Linked DNA regions of Homo sapiens: region 2 is linked to region 1. A link is a loop called in an ENCODE intact Hi-C map of the cell type or tissue named here. Cell type or tissue: heart left ventricle. All regions are shown on one strand. Each heading gives the region's core, and the rest is flanking DNA. Links, peaks and the distances in the headings are about the cores only. Region 1 overlaps PALD1 (phosphatase domain containing paladin 1). Region 2 overlaps ADAMTS14 (ADAM metallopeptidase with thrombospondin type 1 motif 14).

The links. A loop is a pair of places that touch in the nucleus more often than their neighbours do. Peaks named below come from ENCODE experiments on the same cell type or tissue, not always from the same donor. Only the 100,000 strongest peaks of a DNase experiment are listed, where the experiment ranks them.
Region 2: it touches region 1 in a loop (4-fold over the local background); 3 of 110 quality-filtered maps call a loop at or near these places.

What each region holds. Positions count from the first base shown.
Region 1 is chr10:70,556,248-70,562,344 of GRCh38, reverse strand. All of the region lies in intron 18 of PALD1 (phosphatase domain containing paladin 1), which reads right to left. Among named protein-coding and RNA genes, the nearest start is that of PRF1, 43 kb to the left of the region's middle. RefSeq lists enhancers at 1,279-2,222, 2,223-3,166. In heart left ventricle, for the core only: a CTCF peak has its summit at 2,836 (motif pointing left); a DNase peak (open chromatin) is centred at 2,804; H3K4me3 peaks cover 412 bases; H3K27ac peaks cover 992 bases.
Region 2 is chr10:70,691,464-70,697,560 of GRCh38, reverse strand. All of the region lies in intron 2 of ADAMTS14 (ADAM metallopeptidase with thrombospondin type 1 motif 14), which reads right to left. Among named protein-coding and RNA genes, the nearest start is that of ADAMTS14, 22 kb to the right of the region's middle. RefSeq lists enhancers at 3,055-3,554, 3,555-4,056. In heart left ventricle, for the core only: no CTCF peak of the experiment used is centred there; a DNase peak (open chromatin) is centred at 3,457.

The DNA.
Region 1 (6,097 bases), core at 1,493-3,992:
AGGGTCGCAGAGTAGATGGTAACTTGCAAAGCCTGCCCACCCATCCATCCAGAAGGAGCTCTGGGGCCCTGGAGATGGGGACAGGGGTGAAAGGTGGACAGCAGGCTGTGCCCAAGAGGGGCGAGGGGACCAGAGCCAGCACTGTGACTCCCTGGGAGACATGAGTCCCATGAGCTGGGTTCAGGTCCTGGTTCTGCCATTTAAACTCACAGGCCCCAGGTTTATGGAAGTAGGATTTCTCAGCAAAGTGAGGGATGAGAAGGCACGTGTGCACCACAGAAAGCTCACTAATCCGCTCATCCATCCAGCAGGGAGGGACCACTACACCGTGCCCATCACCCAAGCCACATACTGGGGATGCAAAGATGAACTACTCACAGGCCCTGCCCTCCGTGCCTGGAGGGGGATGGAAATAATTTCAAAGCAGCCACAGCAGCTGCAGGCTCAAGGAAGAGGGGACATCTAGGGTGGGTGAGGTCTACAGAGAGGAGGCAGAATGGTGCCTTGAGTGGCGGAGGGCATGAAAGGCAGGAAGGGGGCCCGAGAATGAGGTGAGTCCCCAGGGAACCCCCTCCCAGGGTGGGCAGAGTGGGAGGAGCTCATGGCGGTAGGGGAGGGGTAAAGGTGAGAGGCCAGGCCTGGAGTGGGTATGGAGGCCAAGCCAAGGCCTGGCCCTGCAGACAGAGGCCAGTGAGGGTTTCTGGGGATTTGAGGGCGGGAATGGCCCATGGCTGCCACAGAAGTGCTGGGGCCGCTGGGGGCAGGATTTGCTTAGAGACTGGGGAGTGAACAACAACAACAAAGATTTTACCTAAATATAAACCGCAGCCAATACAACGCAACCCCACCTATCTGCAAGGATGGACGGTCTGCGCCACAATGCAACTGGCCGCTCTCCACCCCACCCCTTAGGCTGCTTCTATCCTTCCCCAAGCTCCATCCGAAAGCCTGGAGCCTATTTCAAAACATTTTCTTAGAAGGAAGAAAAGGAAATCACCCACAGTTCCACCGGGCAAGAGCCATTCTAAACTGCTTTCAATTAAAGAGCTCAGAGGCAATGTGCTATGGGCGTGAAACGCCCTCAGCTCTGGCTCTGTGCCATGGACACGACCGCACCAGCACGATCCTCTCCCACAGCCGTGGGGATGGAGGCTGCCTGTTGCAAGAGACACGGGTAAGGATTAGGTCTGAGAAAGATTCTCTGGGGTAAGAGGTGGAGTGGCTCCTTCTGAGCTCTACTGGCAAAGGTAGAATTATCTCCAAATTCAGACCACTGTGTACAGGTGACGCCTGACCCCCGCCCCCAGAAGGTTCCGAGGGCACATCTTGCTGGATCACAGGTCTGTGATTTGAGACAATTGCCCATCTTCCTATCAAGGCCCTGGTTTCCTTAACACCGTCCCCCATGTTAGCACACTGCCTGGGGAGGACGGGTCAGCCACCTCCTGTTGATAAAAATAGTGGAGCTGTTTATATACGGCCTGCCAGGCTGTCATTAGCTGTGGTGGAGCCGGACAAGGCTTCCTCATCCATTGGACTGAGCCCTAAAATAGAAGAGGGCCAGGAGAGGTGGCCGGGGCACTGGGTACTTCGGGCATCTCAAGCCTCCGGCCTGGCTGGCATCGAGGCAGCCCAGCAGTGCCAGCAGGGGCTCTCATGAAGCTCTGCTCTTTGCCGGGCCACCAGGGAGAGGCCCACTGAGGCAGGGCTGGGGAGCCTCCCCAGGCTACCACACAAGCAGAACACGTGCGTCAGGGTCTACTGAGTGCCACCTGCGGGCCGAGCGCGTCACATCCTGACCTGAGGATTAGACCCTAACACATTCTCCTAGCAACCCAGTGAAGGAGGCGGGACTGTCCCATTTTGCAGATGAGGTTCAGCAAGGTTGTTTTTGGTTTGTTTGTTTATTTGTTTGTTTAGCACATGCTTAGTTAACCCTTCAAAGAGTAGGCATCCTGCCCAAACTCAGAGTTCTGAGCTGGGAGATGAGCCCCAAGACCCCAGCTCTTCCTACCACCCTCCCCCACTTGGCCACAGTCAAGCCCACCACTCCCTGCTCACTCTTGTCTCTGTACCTTCACCCATGCTGTTCCTCCTGCCTGGTCGGGTTCCCTCCAGGCCTATGACAAGCCCCCACTCTCCCAAAGTGCAAGCCTGCTCCGGGCCTTCCAGCCCAACAGCCCTGCCCTTCTTAGCCTCCTCTGCCCTCAGGCTGAACCTTTCAATTAAACATTGCACTAAATTCCATCTTAACAGATTCTAATTGCTTCATCAAGGCAGGGGCTGTCTCAAAACAACCATAAACCCAGGGGCGGGCACCAGCCAATAACCAGGTTTACACCTCCCCCTTCTCCCCACCGCCCTGGGGGTCTGCAGAGAACTTGGTATGTGGCAGGCGCTCAGTGAGCACTCCTCCCCAGGCCCTCTTGTCCTGGCTCACAGCTTCTAGTATCATCTTGAATCCAGATCCTAGACAGACTCTGAGGATTGCAGACTGGACATGCCAGCAGCTCAAGTGCTCCGCATGGATAAGGGTCAGGCAGCCCAAACCCACAAAGCATGTCCCAGTGAACCTCCTGAGCACACCCCAAACCTGCTGCGTCCATAAGCCTGCCCATCTCAGTGGCAACTCCAACCTCCCAGGTACACAGGCCAGAACCCGGGACTCCTCCTTCACTTCGCCCTTCTCAACCCCACGGCCAGTCAGTCAGGAAACCTCACTGGCTCCACTTCGAAACACCTCCAGAGGCTGACCGCCTCTCACCACCCTGGTCCCAGACACCCTTGACTCAGCGACAGCCCCTGGCTGGCCCCCTGCCACCTCTCCCGCCCCCTGCTGTCTATTCTCAACACAGCACCTAAATGACTGTACAAACAGTAAGCGTCTGCCCAAAACCCTGTGATTTCTTCCTTTGCACTCAGAGTAGAAGCCAAAGTCCCAGCAATCCCAGAAAAGGCCCCACAGTCTGCCTCCTGTCCCCATAACCTCTACCCTCCTCTCCTGCCCTCCAGTTCCCTAGCTCTGCTCCTCAAACACACAGCTCCCACCTCGGGGACTGCACGCAAGCCACACCCTCTGTCTGAACCATTCTTCCCCCGGATGCCAGCACAGCTCCTCCTTCAGGTCTGTTCAACACCACCTTCTCATGGAGTCCCTGCCTAACCACCCCTCACTGCAAGCCCTCATACCGCCCCGTCGGCACCTCATAACTGTGGAGTCCTAATTAGGGAAAGGGGTAAGGCTGGCGGGACCAGGAGAAAGCAAAGAGAGAAAGCAGATAAGCTCCAAGTCTGCCTTTCTTCATGGTCCAGGGACACGGCCCTCCTACGCAAATGACACAATCTTCCAGTGCCCAGCTATCACCAGACCCTCGGCTGATAGAAAAATGCAACTTAGCTCACTGCAACCTCGGCATTATCAGTACTGCACAAAGCCCTCTTCAGCAAACAGCACAAGCACTGTCCTAAAAAATCCCCAGCCAGCCTCTGTCTCCTTGCAACCAGCACTTCTCTTGCTAACTTGCCCACTGCACCCTTGCAATGTATTTTCATACTTTCTCTAAAAATCTGCCTTTCTTTACCTTTTACATACTTTCTCTTAAAACGTGCCTTTCTGTACCTTCTTTAGTAAGAAGAATTTTAGCAAATTCTTACAAGAATTTGCTAAAATTCTTCTTACTCCCCGTGTAATACCAGCCTCAGATAGTTGCAACATGTGACACTTAGAGGCTCCGCTTCTCCCAACGGATACCCCGCTGTCCAACAGACCACGGCCCTGATGTGTGTGCTGCCTGCCGCAGATCTCCGTCACTAGAGTGCAGACTCCATGAGGACGGGAGCTTTTGCCCTTTGTATGGCATCTCCAGCACCTAGCGCAGTGCACTTAGTAGGTGTGTAATAACCGTTTGTCAAATCAATGAATGACAAACATGTGCACCTTGCATTTTCATTCATTCCAGCTTCACAGGACACCTCGGTTGCCTGTGCCAACCCCTTTGCCTTCCAGAAAGGGAGGCTGAGGTCAAAGAGGTGAAATGACCTGCCATGGTCACATGGAGAGTAGGCAACAGAGCCCAAGCAGGAACCCAGGCCTCCTGTCCACCGAGGAGGCCACATGCTTGAAGACCTGGACTCAGCTGAGGCTCAGGAGAAGACAGCCCCAGAGGAGAAATAAGAAGAGCCAGCAACCCAGGCAACAGAGCAAGATCCTGTCTCTACCAAAACAACAACAAAAAAGAGGCAGGTGTGGTGGCACATGCCTGTAGCCCCAGTCATTCAGGCCTGGGGGCTGAGGTGGGAGGATGACTTGAGCCCAAGAGGCAGAGGTTACAGTCAGTGAACCATGACTGCGCCACTGCACTGCAGCCTGGGTGACAGAGCAAGACTCTGTCTCTAAAAAAAAAAAAAAAAAAAAGGAAGAGCCAACAAGGCCAGGTTCAGGGTCTTCATCAAGCCAAGCCAGACAGCAACACTCCCCACCCTGCCACCCCCTGCCATTACTGAAGACTCCTTAGTATCCCCTCGCTCACCCACTCAACAGAAAGAAACCTGGCCTGGTGACCTCTGCCTCCAGCTGAGGTGGGGAGGCAAGTGACAGTCCCCAAAGATGGCCAGTGGCTGAAGGGCAGGTTCCAGGGCTGGCAGCCCACCCTCTTCCCACGTGCAGCACCAGCCGCTGCGTGTGGTGGGTCCCCACCGAGTCCCTGCAAACTGCATCCTCAGGCCAGCCCAGCGGTGGGGCCCCAGTACAGGACGCTTTTCTGTACCTAACCCCTGGAAGGACAAAATTGCCCTCAATCCCTACCAGTAACCCATTTTCCAAAGGTGACATCATATTTTGTTAAGTAATTTCAAAGTGTGAAGGGACTTGACCTGGTGCCGTGGGCCACTCTGCATGCTGTGAGTTCAACAGACGCTGTTCAGCAGCACCTCTAGGCCAGGCACAGAGATTCAATGCTGAGAGGACACAGTCTCGTTCCTCAAGAGGCCCACTGTGTCCGCATGTAGCCCATAGAGCCTGCCTGGCAGCCCAGCCACCCTGCACACCCCACACCCCATCCCACCTGCCATGGGCCCCAGACTGGTCCTCACCACCATCCCTCAAAGCACACAGAGCAAGGGTAACAACTCCAGGTGACAGATGGAAAAACAGGGGTCCAGCAGGCCAAAGTGACTTGCCCAAGGTTCCACAGGGAGTTACTGGCAGAGCCAGGGCTGCAGCCAGGGCTTCCAACCCCTGACCCAGGGCTCTTTTGCTTGCTGCAGAAGAACGCTCTGTCCTGGAAGACTAATAGTTAATAATAAAGGTAGAGTCAGGTTTTCCTATTTATTTATGCAATGATTTACTCAACCTTCCCTCCATCCACTCACTAGAAAGACATTTGTGGAGCCCCTACTTGTGCCAGGCAGGGTCCTGGAGTCAGGGTTTCAGAGGTGGATCTTGCAGCAGAAACAAGGACCTCTGGTAACAACCACAATCGGGACAATGAGAGCAGCAGGCACCAAGTCAGGGTCTCGGGATTACCCAGGGGGTGAAGGAGGCGGTGGTGCTGGAGTTGAGATTAATCCCCTCAAGCCCATCAACAATTCTAAGCCCAGTGGTGCACACTTAGAAACCATAGCTGCTCAATGGATGTTTGTTGTTGAATAAAGCAGGAAAGTCCTCCTGGAGAATGGAAATACCAGCTTGCCCTACAATGGGAAGGAAGAGAGATGAGCGGTCTCAGCAGCCAGGTATGGTGGCTCACACCTGTAATCCCAGCACTTTGGGAGGCTGAGGCGAGAGGATGACTTGAGCCCAGTAGTTTGAGGCCAGCCTGGGCACCACAGCAAAGACCCTGTCTCTACAGAAAAATAAAAAAATTAGCCAGGCCTGGTGGCGCATCTCTGTAGTGCTGCCTACTCTGGAGGCCGAGGCAGGAGAATCACCTGAACCTAGGAGGTTGAGGCTACAGTGAGGTATGATTGCACCACTGCACTCCAGCCTGGGCAACAGAGCAAGACCCCATCTCAAAAAGAGAGACAGAGAGACAGAGACAGAGAGAGAGAGAGAGAGAGAGAGAGAGGTCTCGGCTACTGAGAACATGTGCCCTACACA
Region 2 (6,097 bases), core at 2,269-4,768, 130 kb before region 1:
GTACATTAAAGTACATCTATTCTCAAATTGCATGTATGTGCATGTAAACTGGGAGGCAAGGGTACCTGGAGCCAACAAAGAGTTCTCCAAGAGGAGCACAGAAGAGATCCCCAAGGACTGGGAGACATGTCAGACATGGGCAGGTACAGAGACAATGAGCAAGGACCTGGCCTGGGGTCCAGACAGTTGCAAGTGGCTTGGCTCTCAGGAGACAGCTGCAGGCCCTGGGAAAGGGGGATCCTAAGTCCCCTCGCCTGCTGCCGCTTGGACCAGCCTACGTTTGCCAAATGCCCAGAAGGGCTATTTCAAGATAGTAGCTTCAGTGAAGCCAGCTGAGGAGTGGGCCAGACTGCCTCTCCTTTCTCCTTCCAAGGCTGGCCTATCTGGGGCTTCCCCAGAGGAGAAAGTAGCAGAGCAGGCCACCTCTCAGCCAATCACCCCATCACCTCCCAAGGAGAGTGCATTCTTGGGTCTGAACTTGTTCTGGAATTTCTATCACAAGGGCTTTATTTCCACCGACACCCCTTGGTCAGCTGTGCTGTCTCAGGTTCTAGGCTTCCATCAAACCCAGCTTGAAACTGTTCCACTGTAGGAAACAAAAGAAAACCCAGCAACTGGATGCTGGGGTGATACACACAAGGATCAGAAATGGCTTCCACCAGATTCCTCAATGGGTGGCTGCTTCCCCTCAACAGGGCCACCTGCATCTGCATGCACTGTTCCCAGCCACTGCCAGCCACGCTCCTTGGCTAGACCACATGGGCTGCTACAACCCAGAAACCTCGACCGCAGGTGGCTCCTTCTCTTCCCCCACTGCCCTGCTCACCTAACCCTAGCACTTGGCTCCAGTTATTATTAAACTTCATCGGGACCTCCAAGGTGTGATCCTTACATCCTCGCTTCCCTTCTCACCACCCTGGACATCTAGGTCTAGTTGCACAATAATTCTCTTGCAAACACCCATACTCTCTCACCCACTTTCCCTCTATCCTGCTGTCCCAGGGAAGCTTCTCCACCCTGGTTCAGCCCAACCATCCACTTACTCCACGCGTGCACACAGGTGCCTACTGTTCTCACTTGAAATCAGCAGCTCACCTCACATGAGCATGAAGCTGAGGTTCTGTTGCACTTCCCTGTTAAGACTAACAGCTTAACGGTCTGTGTCCCAGCTCTCCCAAATGGCTCAGACCCCCAACACTGCCCCCCTGCCCAGTCTCATACTCCAAGGCTCCCACCACCCTGCTGCGCACTGTCCTCCCACAGCTGGGCCCCTTCTCCTCTTCTGTGGCTGGATGTGGTCCCCCTACTCCGTGCTCAGGATCACCTCTCTGTTACCTCCTCAAGGACTCAGCTCCTGCAGCTAGCACCCCCTTTCCAGCTTCATCACACTCTCCTTTCTACAAGACCATTCCTATCTGCATCCAAGCACACTCGAGTGTCCCGCATCTTTGAAACTCTCTACCTCCCATCCCTGCCCAGCTACTGCCCATGTCACTGCTTCCCTCCACAGCAGAAAGCGTTGTCTACACTCACCACCTCCATACCCCCTGGCTTCTCCTCTACCCACCTCAAGTGGCCTTCTAGAGCCACCACTTCCTGGAAACTGCTTACCTGTGACCACAACATGGCCATAGCCAGCAATCACTTCTTTGTCCTGGTCTCACACAGCTCCTCCCATCATCAGCTCTCCCTGGCATGTCCCCAGGACCATGGCTTTAGGTACTGCATGACTGCAAATGACTTCCAGTTTATATCCCCAGCCCTGGCTCCTCCTGAAATTCCTTTGTGATTATCCAACAGCCTCCTTGATAGAGACTGGATCTCCACTGGTCATCTCAAACTTTGGAACAGAACTCTGGGTTTGACTTCCAGACCCACTCCTCCCCTTGTCTTCCCCATCTCAGTAAATGACACTGCCTTTTTCCCAGTTGCTCTACCCCAAAATCAAGGAGGAGGGACAGGCTCAGTGATCTAGGTCTTTTCAAGTCCCCCAACCCTGGTGGTTCCATCAGTCAGTTCAGCTGAAAGCAACACCCTACATAACCTGCAGGGGCCAGAACCTCTAATGGGCCATCCGGGGCTGTTGTCTCTGATTCACGGCAGGTAAGAGAGGCAGCCCCACCCCTCACACCCCCACACCCTGGAACCATGGCTCCTGCAGGGACTCTTCAAAGTGACCCAGATCTCTTCCTCCCTTAACATGTCCTTAAGTCTTTATGAATCACATACAGCTTGCTAAGCTTGATGGGGGTAAGGTGGGGGTGCAAAAAGACATGAGAGACCGGCCTCTCCTCTCCTGATAAGGGACTTGTATCTGGAATATATAAAGAACTCTTACAACACAATCATTAAAAGACAACCCAGTTTTAAAGTGGGAAAGGGATCTGAACAGACGTTTCTCCAAGAAAGATCTACAAATAGCAGTAAGCACATGAAAAGATGTTCAATATCATCAGTCATCAGGGAAATGCAAATCCAAACCACAAAGAAATAGGATGGCTTGAATCAGAAAGTCAGATAACCAGTGTTGGTTGGCAAGGATGTGGAGAAACTGGAACCCTCATACATTGGTGGGAATGTAAAACAGCGCAGCCACTTTGAAAACGGTCTGGCAATACTCCTCCAATGATTAACAGCATTACCACATGATCCAGCAATTCCCCTTCCAAAGTGTAAGCACCCAAGAGAAAGAAAACATATGTCCACGCAAAGAAAAGTTGTTCATAGCATTATTCCTAGTACTCAAAAGATGGAAACAAGCCAAATGCCCATCAATGGATAAATGGACAAACAAACTATATATATATAGCCATACAATGAAATATTATTTTGCCGTAGAAAGGAATGAAGTACTGGTAAATGCTACATGATGGATGAATCTTGAAAATATGCCAAGTGAAAGAAGCCAGATGCAAAAGGTCACATATTACATGATTCTGTTTGTATGAAGTGTCTTCAAACAAATAGAATAGGCAAATCCACAGAGATAGAAAGTAGATTCGTCACTGCCAAGGGCTGGGGTAATGTTGGATCGGGGGTGAATAGCTAAAGGCCACATAGTCTCTTTTTTAGGTGATGAAAATGGTCTACAGTTGACAGCAGTGGTGATTGCAGATCTCTGTGAATATAATTTTTAAAACCACTGAATTGCATATTTTAAATGGGCGAATTGCGTGGTATGTGAATTATATCTCAATAAAGCTATTAATTAAAAAGATAATATGCATGCATGGAGACGAGAAACATGCAAAGAGATAATACACAAGCACGGAGAGGACACACAAAGGGACGACTCACACAGACGACAAACGCTCCAGCAAACACTCATGCAGAGACGACACGCATGTGGCACACAGACTGCCTGCTACCACGGAAGCGGGAGTCAGCGAGGCTGGGATGAAAGCCTGCCGACGCTGAGATTTCATCTAATTCAAACCTGATGTGGAAGCCCCAAGCCACAGGAGCTCTGCTGGAGGCTGGGGCTGCCAAGTCTTCGGCCCAAGCCAAAAAAAGTCTGAAAGCTGATTCAGACCGAGCTGCAGCCTTGGGGACAGGCAGGAAGAAGGAGCTCTTGGAGGATGGGGCTGAAAGCTGCCAGACTTGTCCACAACTGGCACGCTCTGCCACGTACATCTGCACGGCACCCCATACCAGCACCATCAGCGCTGCCACAACAAGCCAAAGGTTCAAAGAAACACCAGGAAGCAGAGAGCCTCTGCCAGCTGGAGAGAGTTATCTGGGATGACCACTCGGCCACAGTTCCCAAGGTCATGACCTCTGCAGGCCCCACACCCTGGAAGATGCTGGGTGAAAGGCTACTGAGGTCTTGCTGAGCCCAGTGCATTTACAGCAAAAGTCTTTCTCAGTGGAGAAGCAATGTGGTGGGTAAATGCAGAGACCCTAGAGCCAGAGAGTTCCTGAGTTCAAATGCTGGCTCCACCACTCTCAGATCATGTAATCTTGGGACACTTACTTAACATCATTGTGCTTCAGGATTATAACCACAACCATCTTGTAGGGCTGCTCTGAGAAAGCAATATACATAAGGCACCTAGGATGGTCCCGAGCATGCCACAAGGGCCATATTAGTGTTTGCATCTGCGGCCGTGATTCTCATGATCACCATTGTCACTTTGAAGCATGCATGGAAGCCCCAGTGGCTCAGGAGGGGAGCCCGCAGGATCAGTGCTGGGGGTGACATTCTGGAACCACAGGAGGGTTTGCTTGTAGCCCCTGGCTCTGCTATGGCCTGTCTTTGACATGCTGATAGAGTTTGGATGTTTATCCCCTCCAAATCTCATGTTGAAATGTGATGTCCAGTGTTAGAGGCGGGGAATGGTGGGAGGTGATTGGATCATGGGGGCAGATCCCTCATGAATGGTTTAGCACGATCTCCTTGGTGGTAAGTGAGTTCTCACTCAGTTCACACAAAATCTAGTTGCTTAAAGTGTGTGGCACCTCCCCCATCTCTTTTGCTCCCAATGTCACCATGTGGCATGCCAGCTCCTCTTCCTTCCCACCATGATTGCAAACTTCCTGAGGCTCTCACCAGAAGCAGGTGCTGGAGCCATGCTGGTACAGCCTGCAGAATCATGAGCCAACTAAAATTCTTCTTTATAAATTGCCCAGCCCCAGATATTTCCTTATAGCAACATAAAAATGGACTACCACACATGCCCAGATGTCCTGCCTGTAAGTGGAAAGAAGTCCTCAAGAAAAAAAAAGAATACCAGTGGTTGAACATCCTAAGGGGAAAAGTCCTTACCCCCCAAAAGGGGACTGATAGAGGATGATTTTAAAGGTGAAAAAGACCTGCAGACAAACAGCTGGGCAGAAACATACGCAGCTGTTAGGGACTTGTCTTTAGGCAATAAGACTGTAGGCAATTTCTTTCTCTTTAAACTTTTAGGTATTTTCTAACTTTTCTATGATGTCCTTATCTCAAAAGGCACACCTTTTCGGCACAGAGTGTGTGCCTACCACAATGAACACAGAATCAACTCCCATTCCCTAAACAAAGTTTACAAAAAGGGAAGCAAACATAATGTATCTCTCCTTTTCTGTCATTCAACTTCCCTGCAAAGTAGTGTAGAGGCTTCGCTGGGGAGGGAAACACCTGGGGTTCCATCCCAGCAGGGTCCTTCCCAGCTGTGCGGCACCAGCCCTCTCTCAGCCTCAGATTCCATATCTGAAACCAAAGAGTGGATGGGAAGATGAAATAAGGCATGGGAAATGGCCCTCCTGGAGCCGGGTTCACAGCAGGTGGTGGTCTTTTCCTTTACTTCCCTCCTCCGCCTGGCTCTTCTGGTCTGAAAGACCTGACCCCAGCTACTGACCTGACACACAGTAGGCTTTCCAGGAGGCAACAGCAGCCATTCTTACCCCTAGATAGTCATTAAAATCACCTGGAGGAATTTACAAAACTACGGCGACCTCCCAGACCGATGAAATCAAAACCTGATGGGTGGGGCTCAGGAGTCAGTGCATTCTGGAAGCTGCTGGGTGATTCAGACGTGCATCCAGGGCTCAGAACCACTCATCCAAACCCTGGAGGCTTTCAAACAGTGGAATGGCAAGAAGAGGGACATTTAGAATGGCACGAAAAGGGACATTTAAGTGGTCATCCATGTTTCATAAAGAGAGCAATAGCAGCACAGGTGTGTTCATCATAACACCAGAAATGGGCAAGTAAGAGAGGAAACGAGCATACAATAAGTACGTTCCCTGAGAGGGGACAGAGGGAGTCCAGCTGGCTGGGTTACCGCACGCCTCTTACTTCATGACCAAGGGCCATCTAGACCACAAGTGATCCAGCGTGGGGGAAGCCTGGGAGGTAGAGGGAGCAGCTGTGATCTGCTGAGTGGCCAAGGACCAGTCAATGCCCTCACAGCCATCCAAGCTGGGGGTCCATAGTGCAGAGAGTGAGGACAATTATTAGGAGTCCCTCTGTGCTAATGTTGATGATGAAGGTGATGACTGGCTGTCCTCCAGCACCTTGGAGAACAGAGCTGCTCAGATCATCAAAAGCTTGAAGTTTTGTTTTTTTCTTTGTTTTTTTTTTTTTTTTTTTTTTAACAGGGTCTCACTCTGTCCCCAG